Regions from separate parts of the Homo sapiens genome. Here region 2 is linked to region 1. Evidence: chromatin contacts called from ENCODE Hi-C or POLR2A ChIA-PET data. All regions are on one chromosome and are shown on one strand. The core of a region is the stretch at or near the end of the contact, and the rest is flanking DNA. Distances in the headings are between cores, read along the strand shown. Region 1 holds the start of SEC14L5 (SEC14 like lipid binding 5). Region 2 holds the start of SLX4 (SLX4 structure-specific endonuclease subunit).

Region 1 (3,265 bases), core at 572-3,071:
CCACCTATGTCCAGCTTCTGCCCCCAGGGTGAAAAGACCAGTGATCCTGGGGGCCAAGGATCTGGCAGCCAATTCTAGGCCTCCAACTGACTTGCTGCACAACACAGAGTACATCACAAAGCAAACCTACCCACTCATTCTCTCTCTCGTCCCAGTGTCAGCTTCCTTAAAGGGGAGGGAAGGGGGTCTGTGAGCAGAAGGAGGGCTCTGTGGTCAAATGTGAGGTTCTAGAGTCTCCTTTGTGGGGATCTCAGCCCCGACTCCACCTCTGCGTAGATACAGAACTTAGTGTCATCCCTTCACCTGTCAAAGCCTCAGTTTCATGGAGGTTACATGGGAAAATAACAGCTATCGGGAATTGGAAGAAACATCATCTGTTAAGACAGTGCTGTAAACATTCAATAAACAGCTGTTGTCATTATCACCACCATTCCATTTATCACTGTGATATGCCATTATATGAAATGACAGCAGTGGCTTGGCCCCTGATACCTTTGTTTTCTATCAGGAGAGTCTAAAGTAAGGGAGCAGGTCAGCTTCAACAAGGAGAAGGAAGAAAGACTTTGTGTTTTGGTCACTGGGCCGAGGATAGGATGGTTGGACAGAGAGGTCACTGGATAGAAGTTAAACCCACCAGGTCAGCTGAGTAACTCACTAATTCCTTCTGATCTGGGAGTCTAAGGAGCTCCGTCTTCCTACCGCCATAGCTGATCTCAAGCCCCTCCAACTGTCACATGGGGGCCCAAGAATCAGGAGTCACTCACCGCCATGACCAGCTCAAACGGGTACTTGTAGACTCGGACAGGAGACTGGTATCTTTGCACCATGTTCACGCTGGAGCACCAATGGAGGTCACCAGGCAGGGGTGTGCACAGAGCCTGGGGCGAGGAGTGACTGGTGAGGTTGCAGCTCCCACCTCGGGAAGCAGGGACACCACCCACCAAGTGTAAGGGGCAGCCCCTGGCCCCACCCACACAGCTCCCCAGCCTTCAAATTGAGAAGGCTGATATTCCCCCCAAATTACTCCAGGCCAAGCCCCAACAGCTTCCCTGTCATTAGCCATGGCCCCAGACCACGCTCAGCCTTCCAAGAGCAGTCAGCACCCCCAAACTTTCCTCTACCCCCACCCCTTCACACTGAGGGCCCCCAGAAGCCTTACGGCCACCCACACAGACACACACACATTTGCAATTCTTACACTCCCACGGTTCTATTCACGCATGCACCCCGCAGCTTGCCACAGACTTGCTGGCCTACAGCCCACCCCCGAGTCTCCTTGCACCTGCCCTCCCATTTTCCTCCCAGACACCCTGACATACACACACAGCCTTCACCACATTTCACAGGCACTGTCTCTATCACACACATGTACACACGCAGGTTTCCCTCCCACACGGGACTGCTTTTGCACACGCCTCCAACTTTGCACACACACCCTGAAACACGCACCTGCCCAGCTCCACGCACGCAATTCCCCTGGTGTGCACAGACGTGCACACACGCACACACACCCGTGCGCACATGCACACACACGTACACACACGTAGAGGCAATCGCACACGCATGCACACACAGGTCCCCGCAGCTTTGCTCACCCTCGCCCTCGGGAGCCTTTGGGAATGCAGCCTAGGGGAAGTGCCCTGGAAGCCCGCCTGGCTCGGGAGCTGAGCGCTTACCCGCGCCCGCCTGGCCTGGAGCGCAGTACCTGAGGCGGGGCCCGATCGCGGATCTCTAGCCTGGTGTGTCCCGCCTTGAACACCCTGCGGCCAGGACAGCTGTGGAAGGCCGGAGGGGCGGGAGCGAAACCTGCCGGGCCGAGAGAGCTCCAGGACCCGGGACAGCGGAGATCCTGGCCTGGCCCCGCCCCTGACCTGGTCCCGCCCACGTCCCCGGCCATGGCCCCGCCCAGGTTGGCCCTGCCCCCTAACTGGTCCCGCCCCACTCTGGCCCCGCCCCAGGCGAACTCCCCCTGGTTCTAGCCCCGCCCCTTATTTTTAGATGTCGCTTGTTTGACCACGCCCTCAGCCCAGTCCTTTCTCTAGATTGGTCACACCTCAGGAAGTCCCCTCCCCCTTCACTGGCCCCGCCCTCCAAGGCCCTCAGCCTCGGGGAATGGTAGGCCACAGGACGACCCCGCCCTAATCTAGCTCTGCCTCCAAGCAGACCCTGAGTCCGGGCCGACCCGCCCCGGACCCTGCGTCTGGCCGACAGTACTGTTTACATTTGTAGATAAGCAGAATTTACGCTTTTCTTGCTCAGATTAACCTCGCCCTCGTCCCGCTGCACTTGGGTCTGACTGGCTCCTCCACCTGTCCCCGCCCCACGGCCCGCGCATGCACCTTCGCCCACTCTGCACACCTTCACAGAGCGCCTGCTGGGGGTCAGCCCTGTCCAGGCGCTGGAGAGCCGCCGGTGAGCCACACGCACGAATCCCTGCCCTCGTGGAGTTTATACTACGGTGGGGAGACAGACACTCAATAAATAAGGCAAATATATGATGTGTGAGGTAGTGAAAAACTCTAACGAGAGAAAAATAAGCAGGAAAGGGGCTCAAGGAGCCAGCGGAGAGAAAGGACAATTTAAAACAGGTAAGAGGCCGGGCGCCATGTCTCACGCCTGTAATCCAAACACTTTAGGAGGCGGAAGCGGGAGGACCGCTTGAACCCAGGAGTTGGAGACCACCCTGGGTAACATAGCAAGAACCTATCTCTACAAAAAAATTTTTTTTTAGTTTAGGCAGGGCGCGGTGGCTCACGCCTGTAATCCCAGCACACTGAGAGGCCAAGGCAGGCAGATCAGCTGAGGTCAGGAGTTCGAGAACAGCATGGCCAATATGAGGAAACCCCGTCTCTACTAAAATACAAAATTAGCCGGGCATGGTGGCGTATACCTGTAATCTCAGCTACTCGGGAGGCTGAGGCAGGAGAATCGCTTGAATCAAGGAGGCGGAGGTTGCAGTGAGCCGAGACTGCGCCACTGCACTCCAGCCTGGGCAAGAAGAACAAAGCTCCGTCGCAAAAAAAAAAAAAAAAAATTAGCCAGGCGTGTTGGCACGTGCCTGTGGTCCCAGCTACTCAAGAGGCTGAGGCAGGAGGATCCCTTGAGCCCAGAAGTTCAAAGCTGCAGTGAGCTGTTACCTGGCCACTGCACTCCAGCCTGGGCAACAAAGCAAGACTCGGTCTCAAAATAAATAAGTAAATAAATAAATAAAACAGGGAGTAAGGGGGCCTCCCTTGGGAGAGTGACATTTGTCCATCACTCTCAT
Region 2 (3,265 bases), core at 422-2,921, 1.3 Mb after region 1:
TCTTGAAAACATGCTTAATAAAAGCCCAGCAGAAAAAGCCAAGTATCACATGATCCCATTTACATAAAATGTACTGAATACGCAAAACCACAGAGACAGAAAGCCGATAAGTGATTGCCAGGGGATGGGGTCGGGGGAATTGCGGAGTGACTACGAATGGGTACGGCAGGTTCGATTTGGGGTTTTAAAACGTTCTGGAATTAGCGACGATGGCTGCAAATCCTGTGAACGTACTGGAAACCACTGAATGTACACTTCTAGTGTGCATTTTATGATACTGTATCTTTTAAAAAACATATTGTCTGCCCTGCAAACTGATTCCTTTACACCTCTCCTGTGTTCATTATTTCAGTGACTGGAGGCACACTACTCTCAGATGTTAAGGCCAGAAACCGGCAAATCGTTAACAACTGCGTCTTGACTATGCTCCATATTTCTCCATTCTTTTCGCTCCACCTCCTAATTCGGGCCGCTCTCACTTTTCATCTAGATTATGTAATAGCCTCCTAATGGGTGTCCTTGCCTCATCTGTTCTCACTGTAATTAGGCCTTTAAAAACAAAATCTTACGCCGGGCGTGGTGGCTCACGCCTGTAATCTCAGCGCTTTGGGAGGCCGAGGCGGGAGGATCTCTTGCGGCCAGGGCTCGAGACCAGCCTGGGCAACATAGTGAGACTCCCCCCCCCGCCCCCACCGCCCGTCTCTACTTAAAAAAAAAAAAAAAAAAAGCCGTGAGCGGTGGCTCACGCCTGTAATCCCACCACTTTGGGAGGCCGAGGCGGGCGGATCACCTGAGGTCAGGAGTTGGAGACCAGCCTGGGCAACAGAGTGAAACCTAGTCTCTACTAAAAACACAAAAATTAGCTGGGCGTGGTGACTGGCGCCTGTAATCCCAGCTACTTGGGAAGGTGAGGCACAAGAACCGCTCGAACCCGGGAGACAGAGGTTGCAGTGAGCCGAGATCGCGCCACTGCACCCCAGCCTGGGCAACAAGAGCAAAACCCCGTCTCAAAAAACAAACAACAAAAAACCTTCAATGGCTCCCGACGACCCCAAGTTGAAGCTCAAACCCTTAATACGATGTGTAAAGTCCCTCAAATACCAAGCCATGGCAAACCTCTGCTACCTTTCCCCCAGGCCCTGGCTGGCTTCACCCTAGCCCTGCGGAAGAGCTCGGGCATCCCCTCCAGGCACCTGAAGCGCGGCAGAATCCCCTCTTCACGTAGCTAACCCTCCCCGACCTCCAGGCCTCGACTCTCACGCCACCCCACCTGAGAGGAAGCTTCTCGGGCCCCCAGGCCAGATTTGGTGCCTCTCCCGGTCCCCCTCACACCGTCCACTCTCCGCTCCACAGGCAGGTATGCCCAGAGGGGGCCGCCGTTGTATCCGCGAACATTTCCTGAGCCAGCTGGGGAGGAACCAGACTTTATCTCACAGCTGCCACAGTGCCTTAAACTCGCCCTAACTCTTTCTCAAAAACTAACAGACTCCACCTGAAGCAAGCGCCGCTTCCGCCTCGCCCCGCCTCCTGCCGACCGGAAGCGCTGGCCGCCGCGGGCCCGCGCCCGGCGCCGCAGAGGAAGACCGGAAGCGAGGCTGCCGCACCACCGCGCGCGCCCGCTCTGCGCCTGCGCGCAGGCAATGCTCCGCGGGGGCGCGGGCGGCGCATGCGCAGGCGCGCGAGTCTCCGTTAAGAAGGTGCCGCGGCGGCGCCGGAGGTAGGAGGAGCCGGGCTGTGGGGCTGGGAGTCGGCACCCGGGAGGCGGAGGTCCTGTCATTTCGGGCCGTTCTCTCTTTCCTAAGGGAGAAGAGCCTTTCTCGCCCGTCTCCCTCGCTGGCTCCGTGGCCTCGGCAGGCCCGCAGCCCCGACGGAGAGGCAGGAGCCGCACTCGGGTGGAGAGGGGCCGGGGCCCGCCTGGAGGGAGGAGGGTGGCGGATCCGGATCCCCACGGTGGTCTCCGTCCGGGCCAGTCCGGGGATCGGGGTTCTCCGTCTGACTTTAGAGCCGTTAGAGTCTTTGGCAGCCCTTTTCCCAGACGGGGAACCCCTCAGCCCCTTTCCGTAGGTCGCCGGGTTGGGGGAAGCGGGAGGGTCCGCCCCTTACCGATCCATTCATTCATCCCTCGCCTGCTGTGAGCCGTGGGCTGCGGTAGGTACGAAGCAAGGAGGCACAAGTCCCCTTCCCTCTGGAAACCTGCAGGCTTGCAGGATCCGTTATGTCATTCAGTAAATCTTGACTGGGCACCTATAGGAGGAGATAGACTGTTGTGAGGTTCATATCAACAGAGATGCGGAGATCAACACAGTTGTGGAGGTGGAATTTGTTCCAGCCGCTCCCCGCATCCAACAGGATAAAATTCACTTTGCCTAGCCTGACCTTCCAGGCCCTTGTGAGCCAATCCTTTCCTCTCCCCGCAGCGTTTTCTCCTACACCTTTCTCTCTACTCCCATTATACCGAACTCTTTGCAATTCATGAATTCAACAAGTAGTTGTGGAGCACTTATTTCAAGTCAGGCACCAGATCAGCCAAAGAGGTTGCAAAGTAATAGATGGATCTCTACCCTCCTGAAGTGTTGAGCTTAATGGGGGACAGATAATAAGCCGATGAATAAAAACACAAGAGCGGATAGTTTCGAACCACACTTCCTGGGTTTGATCCCAGCCCTGCCACTGTGAAAGCTGTTCCTGAACTGGCTTTAGGCCAGTTCCTCATTCTGCTTGCGCGTGTTTCCTTGCCGTAAAGACAGGATGACAAGAGATTCCACCATATAGGCTTCTTGTAAGGATTAAACGAGTTTGACTTGGAAAGCAATTGGAACAGTGCTTGGCACACAGTAAGCATTCGATAGATATTACCTGTTTCATATGATGATAACCTATGACAGATGCCATTGTGAAAACAGTGGGCGATGATAGGGATTAACGGGGATGGAGACGGTCCATAAAGGATTAGAGGACACTTCTCTAAGGGGAAGACACAGAAGAGAATGCGCCAGCCATACAAAGTAGATTCTAGGTAGGAGTATTTTCAGCTCTGGAAAACAAAATGATTAATTAGATTCCTTGGACAGTGGAGATTGCATTATTGTATTTGAAAGGAATAACTTTCTGCCATTGGGTCATTCAGTTTTGATTTTTGAACCCCACTTAGCTGTGTGCCAAAGTAAACAACCATGCTCACGAGGCCCAGCCTTTGCACACAGGCGACATTCCAGTCATCCAGGTTTGGAGAGCCTTGCTGGGTTGAGAAGATAAGTAAAAGTGA

The links. Hi-C counts contacts between places; a loop is a spot of excess contacts on that map. ChIA-PET counts read pairs that join two places held with the same protein, here RNA polymerase II (POLR2A). Pooled maps may share reads with other maps.
Region 2: a map of naive thymus-derived CD4-positive, alpha-beta T cell shows a loop between it and region 1 (11-fold over the local background). The contact joins the promoter of SLX4 here to the promoter of SEC14L5 in region 1. A Hi-C loop is called at or near these places in 1 of 168 maps with a recorded cell type or tissue (naive thymus-derived CD4-positive, alpha-beta T cell) and 4 of 50 pooled maps. POLR2A ChIA-PET finds 5 or more read pairs at or near these places in 1 of 52 experiments (activated CD4-positive, alpha-beta T cell).

What each region holds. Positions count from the first base shown.
Region 1 is chr16:4,956,886-4,960,150 of GRCh38, reverse strand. It overlaps SEC14L5 (SEC14 like lipid binding 5), which reads right to left and starts at 1,821. Exons shown (of 16, transcript NM_014692.2): 1 at 1,706-1,821; 2 at 765-878. The coding sequence starts at 827. RefSeq lists an enhancer at 1,294-1,829 and silencers at 1,633-1,928, 1,727-1,936.
Region 2 is chr16:3,610,012-3,613,276 of GRCh38, reverse strand. It overlaps SLX4 (SLX4 structure-specific endonuclease subunit), which reads left to right and starts at 1,671. Exons shown (of 15, transcript NM_032444.4): 1 at 1,671-1,717. It also overlaps a transcript of DNASE1 not described here. RefSeq lists an enhancer at 1,354-1,423 and a silencer at 1,464-1,813.